2 separate regions of the Mus musculus genome follow, and region 1 is linked to region 2. The links are chromatin loops, found by intact Hi-C in ENCODE. Cell type or tissue: gastrocnemius. All regions are shown on one strand. Links, peaks and the distances in the headings refer to the core of each region. The heading gives the core; the rest is flanking DNA.

Evidence for each region. Peaks named below come from ENCODE experiments on the same cell type or tissue, not always from the same donor. Only the 100,000 strongest peaks of a DNase experiment are listed, where the experiment ranks them.
Region 1: a loop joins it to region 2, with 2.1 times the contacts of the local background. A loop is called at or near these places in 1 of 42 quality-filtered maps.

The regions. Positions count from the first base shown.
Region 1 is chr1:37,140,096-37,146,614 of GRCm38, forward strand. It overlaps Vwa3b (von Willebrand factor A domain containing 3B), which reads left to right. Exons shown (of 28, transcript NM_001370828.1): 17 at 996-1,109; 18 at 2,634-2,721; 19 at 2,816-2,972. All of the region lies in intron 1 of Gm37020 (a long non-coding RNA gene), which reads right to left. Among named protein-coding and RNA genes, the nearest start is that of Gm37020, 6.7 kb to the right of the region's middle. In gastrocnemius, for the core only: no CTCF peak of the experiment used is centred there; a DNase peak (open chromatin) is centred at 2,873.
Region 2 is chr1:37,199,123-37,205,641 of GRCm38, forward strand. No RefSeq gene overlaps it. Among named protein-coding and RNA genes, the nearest start is that of Cnga3, 17 kb to the right of the region's middle. In gastrocnemius, for the core only: no CTCF peak of the experiment used is centred there; no DNase peak of the experiment used is centred there.

The DNA.
Region 1 (6,519 bases), core at 773-5,772, 59 kb before region 2:
AAAATCACAATCCAACAACGAAAGCCCCCCAAACCAAGAAAACAGAATAAAACCATCCCCTTCACAGGAATTCTTACAGGAACTTGAAGAAAATCCATGGAAGAAATGCCTGCTGCTTTACCAGGCCCGTGGTTAACTAGCCTTCTCATACAGCCCAGGACCACCTGCATAAGGAATAGTGCCACCCACGGTGAGCTAGGTCTCCTCACATCAACTAGCAATCAAGACCATCCCCACAGGCTAATCTGATCTGAGCAGTCCCTCAGCTGAGACTTTCTTCCCAGGTGACTCTAGGCTGTGTCAAGTTGTCAGTTAAAGCTAACTAAGGCAACATCTTAAATATTGCCTATTTGGTTTCAGCGTATGACTGCAATCTATCACCCCAGTGGCTAATTATTTTGTACATTTATGTGTGTGTGCATATGTGTCTCTGTGTGTGTATGTACATGCTGTGTATAGTTATGAAAGATTTAGGGTGTGCATGTGAGTGTATATACGTGTGTGTGTGTGTGCGCTCATGCATGTATGTATGTGTACATGGTGTGTGTACTTATAGAGGAGATAAGGTATTCGTGTATGTACACAGTGTGTACTTATGGAGGAGATAGTGTATGTACATGCATGCATTCATGCATGCATGTGTGTATGTGTGTACACGGTGTGTGCCTATGGAGGAGTTAGGATGTTTTACCTTGTTTGTTTTGTTTTGTTTTGTTTTGAGACAGGGTCTTTCAGTGGCCTGGCCCTTCCAACAGGCTAGACTGGGGAATTAGCAAGCCCCAGGGAAGTGCTCCCCCACCCACACACAGTGATAGGATTTCAAGCATGCTCTGGCTTTTTGCTTTCAGTTGCTTTCCAAGGATGAAACTCAGGCTCCCACCGCAAGCACCTTCTTGACTGAGCTATTAGTCTCCAGTCTAACGTTACATTGACTTAACAAAGCAGTTCTCCATCCATCTCTAACTCCCATAACCCTCTCTCTGTGGTATCAACAGAATCAACCAAAACGAGCCTCCTCAGAAGCCACATCTCCAACTTCAAGAGCAGCAGCAACAAAGACAGCTCCAACTCCAGCTCCAGGAGCCACACCTCAGCTCTCAGCAACAGAGGCAAGCGCGCCAGGCCTCCTACCCTGGAAGCCCCATTCATCTTTTTGCCCACTGGTCTATGCCTGGCAGACCTGGGTGAAATATGCTTGAGGGAGTTAAGAAAATAATAAAAATAAAAGGTCACCCTTGAAATGTTGCAGATTTCTCCCTCAGAGGCTCCCTGGTAAATCAGGCAAACCTAACCCTACTGCCCTGGGTTTTCTTAGGGCTAGATTTGTGCTACTTATATCTGGGTGTCAGGCAGACTCGGGGTGCACTGTCATAGTGTCAGGAGTGACATCCACTACTACTTGTGCTTTGAACTAGAAGCTCTCACACCTCATAGTAGGGTCATTTCTATCCTTGTATTTATAGAGGATGCCACCCAGTCAGCCTCTTTCTGGTTCCAACTGTCAGAGTTTTAAGGCTAAGAGTGAGGAAGGTATAACTTGCTCACTCAGTGACTGGTTAGAAGATGATTCTTCTTAAAATAATAAATGGGATAGGTTGCTCCCTATAGTGTGATCGATACATTCCAAATAAATCCTAAGTTACTAAATCCTAAGCACAGCACACAGGCCTCTCCGAAGTAGGCAGTGCCTAAATGACAAATGTCTGCCTGTGTTAACTAGTCATAGAATAACCACACTCTGCTGCAGCGCTGCTGTATGGGAAACCTTCCCAACTTGCTTGCATGTTCTCAGCCGGCTGCATGCAGTCCGCTAGCTTGCATGTTCTCAGCCGGCTGCATGCAGTCCGCTAGCTTGCATGTTCTTAGCCGGCTGCATGCAGCCTGCTAGCTTGCATGTTCTCAGCCAGCTGCAGGCAGTCTGCTAGCTTGCATGTTCTCAGCCGGCTGCAGGCAGTCTGCTAGCTTGCATGTTCTCAGCCAGCTGCAGGCAGTCTGCTAGCTTGCATGTTCTCAGCCAGCTACATGCAGTCCGCTCTTTATGGGACATGATTAACGTAACACGGTTTCTCAAGCATTTAACCAACTCACACCTGAACTTCTTTTCTTTGAGCTGCTGCTAATTCAGTGAAGGAAGAGTCCTTTCCGTTTAGAAATTCAAGTTTATATAAGGATATACATTTAAAGTCCCCAATACTAATTTCAACATTTGAACTTAATGATTCAACAGAATCTAACAGCCTTTGGTTTCCCATTCTAAGTGGAAGAACCGTGAAACAGAAGTGTCCAAATAAAAAAACATTGATCAAGTTGCTCCTCTAACAGTTGTGAGGGAGCCTAATACTGAGCGATCACTGGAGCATCATAGTCTTGCCACGTGGTTTAAATGTGGGTCTGGAGAAGACCTATGAGCGAATTTTCCCATAGAGAGATGCTTTCTTCATGGGAGGTAAGGCAGGGCAGTGTCACCCGTGCCTGCGACTGCAGTGGATGCTGCTAATGCATTCTGCCCGAGAGCCTACTCCGATAGGCTAAGCTATGGCCTCAGAAGCGGGCTGCCGTTATCTCTCTACCTGAATGAATGTGAGGCGTCCTTGATGTCGGCCCCAGTAGACAGATTCCACTTCCTTCCACAGAAATGAGCGTCCTGCTGACGAACAAGTGTCTAGATGACAAATTGTCAGAAAGCGCCAGTGGAAATGGAAGCCAAGTTAGTGGCCACACGTGAGTGCTTTAATCTAAGGAGGACTGTCTGTTCTGGTTTTGTTTACGAGCGACTAAGTTGCACATTTTTAAACTCTATAGTCTGTGTTCTTAGCTCTTCAGACACGTCCTCCAAAACCTGGCTCCAAACTCATGGCCTGGTGGCCAAGAAACTCACCATCGCAGATGCCTTGGCTGGAGCCATGGTACCCCACAGCTCCACCTATGTCCCCATCCTGAATAAGAATGTTGTCTCCAAGGTCTTTGATGAGGTAACGTGATTGCCTGTGTGCCTGTGTTTGAAGAGTTTTTTTTTTGTTTGTTTGTTTGTTTTGTGTTTTGTTTTCTGCTTAAATTTAAAAAGTAGCCTGCTTTGATGTCTTGAGCAGCTGTAGCAGAGATGTTTTAACGGAAGTTGCATGTGAATGAGAGAGAGGAGAGGTGGGGATTCTAAAGACTTCTCCTTCTAGGGTGGGAGGAACTGGCCGTCACTGAGCTGGAAGAAACAGGTGGGTCTACAGAGATGCTGAAAACTCTCTGGTAGGAGTTATGAATGAACATTCAGGGTCAGAGAGACCGAGGACAGGAAGGCTTGGCTGAAGAGACGAGGCCCTTTCTTTTCCCAAGTTGAATGACATTTTTTTTTCTCTATTATGAAAGCCACCACAGGCAAGAAGCGGGGGGAAGGGAGGAGGTGATAAATCTGAGGTAGAGAAGAAACTTTCCTAGAGAAGAAAAAAATCCTTCAGTATGAGTGTTTGTGGTAAGGTATATGTGTCCAAGGCCATGTAAGTATAGTTAGGCCCAGTCGGCCCTTGGGTCTGTGAGCTCTTTATCTACGGCTCCAACCAATCTTAGATCAAAAGTCGCCTCTGTGTTGAGCGTGTCCATCTCCCTGTTACTGCCTAACCAATGCAGTAAAACAGGTATTTAGGTAGCACTTACAGTGTAGCGGGTGTTGTGAATAGTTGGTAATTTAGGGAACAGAGGAGGATGTGGGAGGCTATATGCAGAAAACCCCTCCGTTTTACATCAGGGTCGTAAGCACCTGAGAAATTTGGTATTGGCAGCTGTGGTATGGTAGTATGTTCAATAGCCAGTACCTCTACCATGAGGATCAATTGTACTAAGAAGGAGCCGCAGTGTTTTGGAAGGGAGAAATCTGGATCGACAGTGGCTGTGACAGCCCTGTACATGACCCATGCAAGCTCAGGCCACACCAAAGCCCAGCATGCACAGGGGAGGCTGGCATGAGATCCCACCACTAGCTGAGGCGCTATTGGCACTTAATAGCCTCTGGGAGAGGGAGTGTTACTTCTTTAAGGTATGGCCTCCAGTAGGTAGGACAAGCGCCGGTGAATGGCCCCACGCTCCAGATTATGTGAGCAATGCAGTTAGACTCAGTGGACTTTAAAAACGTTAGGGTACAGTGATGGGCAGGGAGGGAAGGGAGGGTTGATCTGGGAAGGATATAGAGGAAAGGCATGCGTACTACCAACATTTATAAAGTTCTCAAAAAACTAATACATACAGTATTCTGCATAAAAGCATATAAAGTAGAAACAGTTATAAGAAAACATTGTACATATACAATGGAGAGAGGCCATAAGAGTTACATCATTAATGGGCACGTGTGATTCGGTACGTGCCAGTCCTAACGTTCAGCCTGTGTACACGCATACATGCCTTCTCACCACGGCAGGACATGAACATGATAAATACGCCACTGAAAAATCTGGAGAGAAAGCTGAAGAGACACACAAAAATATTTAACTTTAGGGGCAACCAGATACATGCGGTAGGACAAATCCAAGCTGAAAACTAATCGGATACCCCTCTCCCCATCAAATTGGAAAGGTTAAAAAAAAAAAAAAATCAAGGGCCAGGGAGATGGCTGGGTGGATCAAGGCTTCCGCCACCAAGTCTGACTTGAATAGGATGGGAAAGTTAGTTACCCCTGCAAGTTCGTCCTCTGGCCTCTACGTATGTGTTAATTAAGGACTTCCAACTTTGTCTTGAAGAAAACGAGAGAAGCTTTTTTCCCCTGGAGAAAGCTCAGCATTTTGGCGACAGGTAAAGGACAGTGTAGAGATGTGATACTGAGCGCCCAAGAGTCAGGAGGCAAGTCTGGACTGCAAGGGCCCTGTGGGAACACTGGACATCAGTGGAGGCTGGTGTGAAGTCATGTTGGCTGGGCCAAATGGTATGAGGCAGAGAGAACAAAGGGTTTAGAATGATCCTTAAGACTCGGTGTCAAAAGCACACAGCGGAAGCAAGGCTGCTATTCAACCGATAGACTTGACAAAACTGGGTATGCCCCACGGAGAATGAAATTAGACCAACAACTCTCCCTATGGAGAAACTTCAATTCAAAGTGGGTCAAAGCTTAAAACGTGAAACGCCAAGACTGCTAGAGGAAACCAGGGGATACATTTCAAGTCACAGGCACAGTCAAGAGTGCCCCGGACAAACCCCCAGTAGCAAAGGAAACTGGCCCGAGAACCAACAGACGGGATGGCATAAGATTAAAATGTTTCTCTGCAGCAAAGAAAATGTCCCAGGTGCAAACACACAACCCACAGGAGGGGAGAAAAATCTTTGCTAGCTGTACTTCAGACAGGAGGTTGATGTCTACCATATATAAAGAACCAAAAGAATTAAAGAATTCAATGAGAAACTACCTAATGAGAAATGTGGAAATGAAATGAACAGACCATTCTGGCAAGAATTTTTTTTTAAAGCCCTCGACATCCTTAGCCATGAAGGAAATGCTAATTTAAACCACTTGGATAGTCCTGTCTCACCCCAGTCAGAATGGCTCACAAGAAATGACCACGAATGTGTGGAGGATGTGAGGAAGGAGGGGGCCCTGAACCACCGCTGGGGGGAGGAGAGGTCTAACACAGCTATTATGGAAGCATTTGCTCAAGAAAATTAGAAACTATGATCTGATCCAAATACTCTACCCCATGGACTTCCTATCGTACGGCAGAGATGTCTGTGGGTCCATGCTCATGGCTGCTGACTTCACAAAATCCAGGAAATGGAACCTGCCTAGATGTCATTCGATAGATAAGTGGATAATGAAAATATATTATGTAGTATGTATAATAAATGGTGTATTACCCATTAAAGAAAAAAAAAGGTTATGAAACCTGTGGGGAGATGTGTGGATCTGGGAAGTATTATACTAAGTGAAATGACCCAGGTTTAGGAACACAGAAATCACATGTTCTAACATGTGCGCTCCATGTCAGTTACTTTTCTGTGGCTGGTAGAGGTCATGACTAAAGCAACTGAAGGAAGAGGGAATTCTAGCTTATGGCTCCAGAGGGATTCATGTCTATCAGGGTGGAGAGGCGTGGCCACAAGCCGCAGACAGCAGACATGGCCAGGGCAGGAAGCCAAGTTCACACCCTTTACTGTAAGCACAAAGCAGAGAGAAAAATCTGTAAGTTACACCGGCTTTTTTTTTTTTAACTTTTATTTATTTATTTTTTTATCTGCACCAAAGAAAGGACAAGATATTAAGCATCTCAAAACAAAGTCAAAAGCAGAGAGCCACAAACATATAAAGCCACCTACAAAACCAAATGTATCAGGAACCAACAGTCATCTCTCTTTAATATCTCTTAGTATTAATAGACTAATTTCACTCTACAAAGACATAAGTTTTTAAACTTTTAAGGGAGCTTCTCTGCTCTTTTCCACAAAAGCCATGCTGGTTGACATTTCCACTAGCAGTGTATAGACATTACTCTTCTCTAACACCCTCATCATCATTCCTTGCCATGACTTTTCTAGACAGATGTTAGGAAA
Region 2 (6,519 bases), core at 887-5,886:
TAAATGTTTTCTGTTATAGAGTTGCCTTGGTCATGGTGTCCCTTCACAGCTGTTAAACCCTAACTAAATCAACTTCCCTGCGGTTGTGAGCTTTCACATCCATATTTATTACTGCACTGTTCACAATAGCTAAGAGAAGGAACCAGCCTCGGGTCTGTTGACAGATGAATGGATAAAGAAAGTGTGGTACACACATAAAATGGAATTGTATTTAGCTGTAAAGATGAGTAAGCTTAAGACACTGGCAGAAAAAGAGATGGGCTCAGATCCACACAGGTTTAGAAAGCAAAAGTTACATGTTTGTTTGTTTATTTGTTTGTTTTTATCATGAACATTTGAAAGTGCATACACATGATGCCCAATTGTCTCCAAATACTTATGTTTATACAAATAGGTTAGTGGTCAGTCTTGACCAGAGAAGCTCTTTCTGCAGTGGGAAACAGAAAGATCCAGAGCCGGTCCAAGTGCAGAGAATGCATGACTCTTGTGTGTTCAGCCTGTAAGGGTCCAGAGATCACTGGAGGAAGACCCCAGACTCAGACACTATGCAAAGACAAAGAGTATTTATTCTGCAGAAACATCCAGCATGCGGGGATCAACCATTTTTTGAAATGGTGACCCCAGACAAAGGCGCACAGGCCTTCTTATAGAGAACCAGGAGAACTCTCTAGAAGGAATAGGTAATTAAAATTTCATTAGTAGGTACTAGGGAGTCACAGGTGGTTAGTGATTTGCATTCCTATGTCATGCATGTTTAACCATAGCATGAGCTAGGACTGCCCAGTCCAGATGGCCCATCCTGAGGTAAGATATTTCCCCATTTTTTGTGGTTATCCACGGGCTGTTCTTTGGGAGGGGGGCTATGGCCTTTCTGGATTTTATGGTCTGTTCCTGGAGCTGGTGTCTTATGGCCTTCTTTCCAAAATCAGGTCTGGTCCTTACATGTAGACAAGTGGGGTTTATGTTGTCCTCTCAAGTCCTAAATACATCTATATCATACCCACCTCCAGCCTCAGAGAATATGGTGGACAAGGAGCAGAGAGATTGTAAGAGCTGGAGGGCAGGAAGGAGAGCGGTGAGACGATGTCTTCTGCACATGGCACGGCTGCTGTACTCAGGAAGCCTCAGCAGCGAGGATCGCTGTGCAAGTTCAAGCCCATCGGAGAGACCAGTCAGCATACTAGCAGGCAGCAGTCATTGAACTAAGTGGGTTACAAATAAACAAAACCAACCACACAAATGAGCAAACAAAAGAACACTAAGGTTAGAGAAAGACTTATTGAGGGGTGTCTGGGGAAAATGAGGTGAAGCCGAGAGCCTGCACCGGGACAAAATGCATAAATGTGTGAAATTGCCAAAGAGTAAATAAAAATAGTCTGAAAATTAAAATAGGCATTATACATATGTGAAATACATATTATAAATAGCATGGAAGTGTCGCGTCTGCTCTTGACCAGCAAGAACGACACGACACAGTCAGATTCTTCTCAACAGCCTTTATTGCAGGAATGCCTCGATGCTTCTACGGGGACCCCGGGCGCCCAGGGAGCCCTGCTTATATGCACCCCAGAACAAGAAAAGGCTCTGTGGCCCCCTGGGATTGGTCAGTCTGCCAGCACCCAATTTGCATGCACCCGCTCGGGAGGGGTTGGCGCCAAATTTGAATTGTCGCCTGCACGGTGGTGTTGTTTATGACAACGGCAACCGGAAACGGCACCATCTTGGAGTTGGCTTCCCACATGGAGGTATAAAGAGGATTTAAAAGGGAGGAAGATGAGGTCAGGGCCAGGAGGAAGGACAAAGAAAGGGTGATAAGATCTGTGTGGTATAAAAGCAGAAGGGACAATCAGGGGGAAGGGAAAGGGCCAGGAAGAGACTGGGAGAGGCACGGGAGAGCTATGAGGAGAGGAGTAAATAACAATTAAAATGAGAGGCATGTAGGAATGTTGTACTGATGTGCATCATTTTGCATGCCGACTAAAATATTAAGAAAAAGAAAGGAGTTGCTTGCTTCCAACTGTACCCTGTTGTACTACCAACCCTAATGTGACTTTAACTCCATGTAGCTTCCGAGACCTGGATCTGCCACTTTGTGGACACTGTAGTCACTCTAGTAACTCACTATAATGTTAGTTTGTATTTCACCCTTCTTATTAGGACTTTGACACTAATGAGTATTTTCTACTGGTAGATTGCCCATCCCTTGTATCTTCCTTGACAAGATGTCTTTGTTCAAACAGTATCCCTGCTTGTTGACAGAGCAGAGTTTTCTTGTTATCAGCACACGATATTTTTATGCACTTTAAAAAATGAATCCTTTGTCAGATGTGTGACTATTTTATCTGTGGCTGGAGCTTATCTATGCATTCCCTTTTATAACAGTCCTCTTAAATAACTCAAAACTTTCAGAAAAATTGCAAAACAGTTTAAAGGATTTCCACATTGCCTTTCCTCATAACCCATGAATGTTACCATTTCAACACCTCGACCTAAGTGTTACCACATTGTCTCCATTCCTGTCTCTTCTGTATTACTCCATGTCATTCTGTTTGTTTGCTTTTTGAGATGAGGTTCTTGCTATGTGGCCCAGACTGGCTTTGAACTTGTAGCAATCTGCCCTCGTCAACCTCCCATGCTCTGAGATTACAAATGTGCCACCATTCACAGCGCAACATTTTCTCCAAACCATTTCAGACTAAATGATAGAGATTATATTAAGTGGAAACGTAAGGGTTCTTTGGAAGGCCGGTTGGATGGTGTTTTGCTGGGGTAAACATGTGAAGGGACTTTTTGTTAAAATGGACACAGATGTCAAAGGCTAAGGCAGACTGGTGAAGGAACGTTTTGCTGAAGCAGACACAGGAGAGAGGATGTTCTGCTAAAGCAAGCATGTGAAAGAACACGTGATGAAGGCTCCTTTGCTAATGACATGCATGTATTGGTCTGCCTTACATTGTGTAGTTGAGCTGCATTTGTAGGGACTCCATAGAGAGAAATGCACCAAAAACCGTCGGCGGTTTGTTGTCTCTTCCAAGGACTTGAGCTGATTGGCAAGTTGATGTCAGCTGAGACAGACGCACGTGCTAAGACAAGGCGCCTGTTTGGAGGGTATAAATAGGACTGACAGACAGTGATGGAGACAGAGCTTGGCTTGCTGGAACAAGCTACCTGTGCAACGCTTGTGGGTCTCAAATATTTTCTGATCTTCACTTCCCTGAGAGAGGCACAGCCTAGAACTTCTCCTGGTGTTCCTCCTGGTCCCTCCTGCTGACTCGAGTTGAGGTTGAGGTCTGGCTGTCTCTACAAGGTCGTGTCAACTCTGTTGTTATCCCGACTCTACTGAACTAGACTGCTGGTGTATCTGTGAAGTGTTTGTGAGTGTTTCGAGCTGCCACTGCCTGCTGACCTGAGAACTGAACTGCTGATTTCCAGACAACACAGCCAGCTGGGAGTTGATCCAAAGAACCTTGCTAAACAGGTCCACTTCCCATGTATCCTTTCTTTTCTACTACCTCTGGCGGTGGCAGGCTAGAAGGAAGGTTAAAGTGTTTAAGAACCATCATTAAAAATAGGATTTGAAAAAATTAAAGTTACAATTATATTCTTTTATCTGTATTATCTCATAGTATGTGATCAAAAACAGTCCATTAACATTACCAGGATTTTACAATCAGTGGACCTTGTTCCAAACTCACCAGTTGTCTGACAACATCCTTTATGGCAAGAAAAAAAAGTTGCAACACTTGTGGGGGGAGGGGGGGTCATTGTCCTCTGATCTGGAGTATCTCATTTATTTGTTCACATACCATATTCGATATAACTCTATAGAGTACTTGCTATATATTTAATAGGACATCCTCTTCATTTACCCCATGGTATCCTTTGGCAGGGAGAGATTATTTTTTTAATTTGATGAAAGTACAGTTCATTGTTTTGGTATATTAAACTTTTTGTGTCCTATGGAAGGATTCTGGGATTGTTTGTTTGTATATGCATTTAAAAGCTTATTTTCATAATGAGGAAAGGTTTTATTTTGGCTCATGGTCCAAAGTATATGTAGTCTCTCATGGTGAAGTCACTGCAGCTGGAGCTTGGAGCAGCCAGTCATGTGGGTCCAATTATGTCTGAAGTCAAAAGAAAAAAGCAACAAACACTTGCATTTCAGTGTTGGGGGTTGTTTTGTGCTCTGTGTATTCAGATGCCGATTTCCATGCCCTGGGATCTAGCTACAGTCCAGAACCAGCTTTGGCATGAATATCAAAGAATCTCCCCATGACAGGAAAATGGATACAGAAGATATGGTTCATTTACACAATGGAATAGGACTGAGCTATTAAGAATGAGGACATCCTGAGTTTTGCAGACAAATGGATGGAACTGGAAAATATCATCCTGAGTGAGATAACTCAGACCCAAAAGGATGTGCATGAACTGCAGGGATGGAAATGGAGAGTAGCCTGAGGAAAAGAAGGTCCAGTGACAAGCCCAAAGTAGGATCCAGCTCAATGGGAGGCCCCAAGGCCTGACACTATTGCTGAGGTGCTCACAAAAAAGGGACCTATCACGACTGCCCTTCGAAAGTCCCAACAAGCAGCTGAAAGAGTAAGATGTAGATATTTGCACCCAAACAAATGGACAGAAGCTGCTGACCCCTGTGGTTGAATTAAGGGAAGGCTGGAAGAAGCTGAGGAGGAGGGTGACCCTGTAGGAGGACCAGCAGTCTCAGCTAACCCGGATGCCCCGAGATCTCTCAAACACTGGACCACCAATCAGGCAGCACACACCAGCTGATATGAGGCCCCCAACACATATACAACAGAGGACTGCCAGGTCTGGGTACAGTCAGAGATGATGCACCTAACCCTCAAGAGACTGGAGGCCCCAGGGAGTTTAGAGGTCTGGTGGGGTGGGAGGTGGAGGGGTGGGGACATCCTCGTGGAGACAGGGAGGCAGGGAGGAGGTATGGGATGTGGAACAGTCCGGAGGGTGGACCAGGAGGGGAGTAAAATCTGGAATGTAAAAAAAAAATTAAATGAAAAGAAGGGATACACACACACACACACACACACACACACACACACACACACACATATATATATCTGATTGGTTAATAAAAGGCTGAACAGCCAATGTCTGGGCAGAGGAGATAGAAAGCTGGACTTTTGATCCCAGCCAGGGGTCTTGGGCAGAAGAGCTAGGAAGAAGAAGTTGGCCAAGGGGCAGGTGAGGGTCCAGGAAGAAGGAGATTGCAATGAGGTCAGGCATGAGGAGGAGTTGCCAAAGGAGCTAGCTGGGTTAGAAAAACCTGCCACTTTAAAATTTCATCCTATATTTCAGTGCTCAGCTCTTTCTCCAGTCTTTCAAAAATGCTTAATGTTTTTCATTTTAGTTTATTGTTATTCATTCTTTAAGAATTTCAATGTAAGCCGGGCGGTGGTGGCACACGCCTTTAATCCCAGCATTTGGGAGGCAGAGGCAGGTGGATTTCTGAGTTCGAGGCCAGCCTGGCCTACAAAGTGAGTTCCAGGACAGCCAGGGCTACACAGAGAAACCCTGTCTCAAAAAAAAAAAAAAAAAAAAAAAAAGAATTTCAATGTATAGCCGGGCAGTGGTGGCTATACAGAGAAACCCTGTCTTGAAAAACCAAAAAAAAGAATTTCAATGTATTTTGACCATGTTCACTCCTCCTCCAACTCCCTCCAGATACATTCTCCCTTGCTTACTGACCCAACTGGTGTCTTCTTTATTAGCCCATAAAGTCCAATCTGTGCCATCTCCTGAGTTCATGGACATCCAACAGAGAATGGTGAACCCCCCTAGGGACCTACCCTTCAACAAAACTGACTCCCCTGTTCCCAGTAGCCACCAGTAGACGATAGCTCCTCAGCTAGGAATGGAGACTTCTGGTTAACCTGCCCTCTCATACTGGGATCTTGTCTGGCTGGAGCTTGCACAATTCCTGTACAGCTGCCCTGTTGTGTCCAGAAAACCATTAGCTCATAGTCACCCACCGTCACTGACCCTTACAGTCTTTCTGCCCCCTCCCCCCTCAATGACCCCTCAACCTTGGGGTGTGGCACCGGTGATGTCCCACTTAGGGCTGAGCATTCTACAGTCTCATTATCTGTACCTTGACCAATTGTCAGTCTCTATGTTGATCATCATTCACTAGAAAAAGACACTTTTCTGACTGGAGTTGAGAGATGCCCTGATCTATTAGGAATCAGTTTAATGGTATGTCCATTTGTCAGAGCAATAGTGATAGGTTCTACCCCTGGGCCTACCACCTGTCTAGCCACAGGTTCCTGGCCTAATAATGGTGTCACACACGGGTTTCGTGTTGTGGAGAAGACCTTAAATCCAATAACAAAGTGGTTGGTTACTTGAAGGGCATTATTGCAATGGTAGACTTGTCTTGCCAGGCTGGTTATTTATGAGGTTTGTAGGGTTCACAGGTGGGGTAAGATTGACGAATATTTTTCTCCTCCAGTGGCCTGAATACATGGAAAACTATTGACT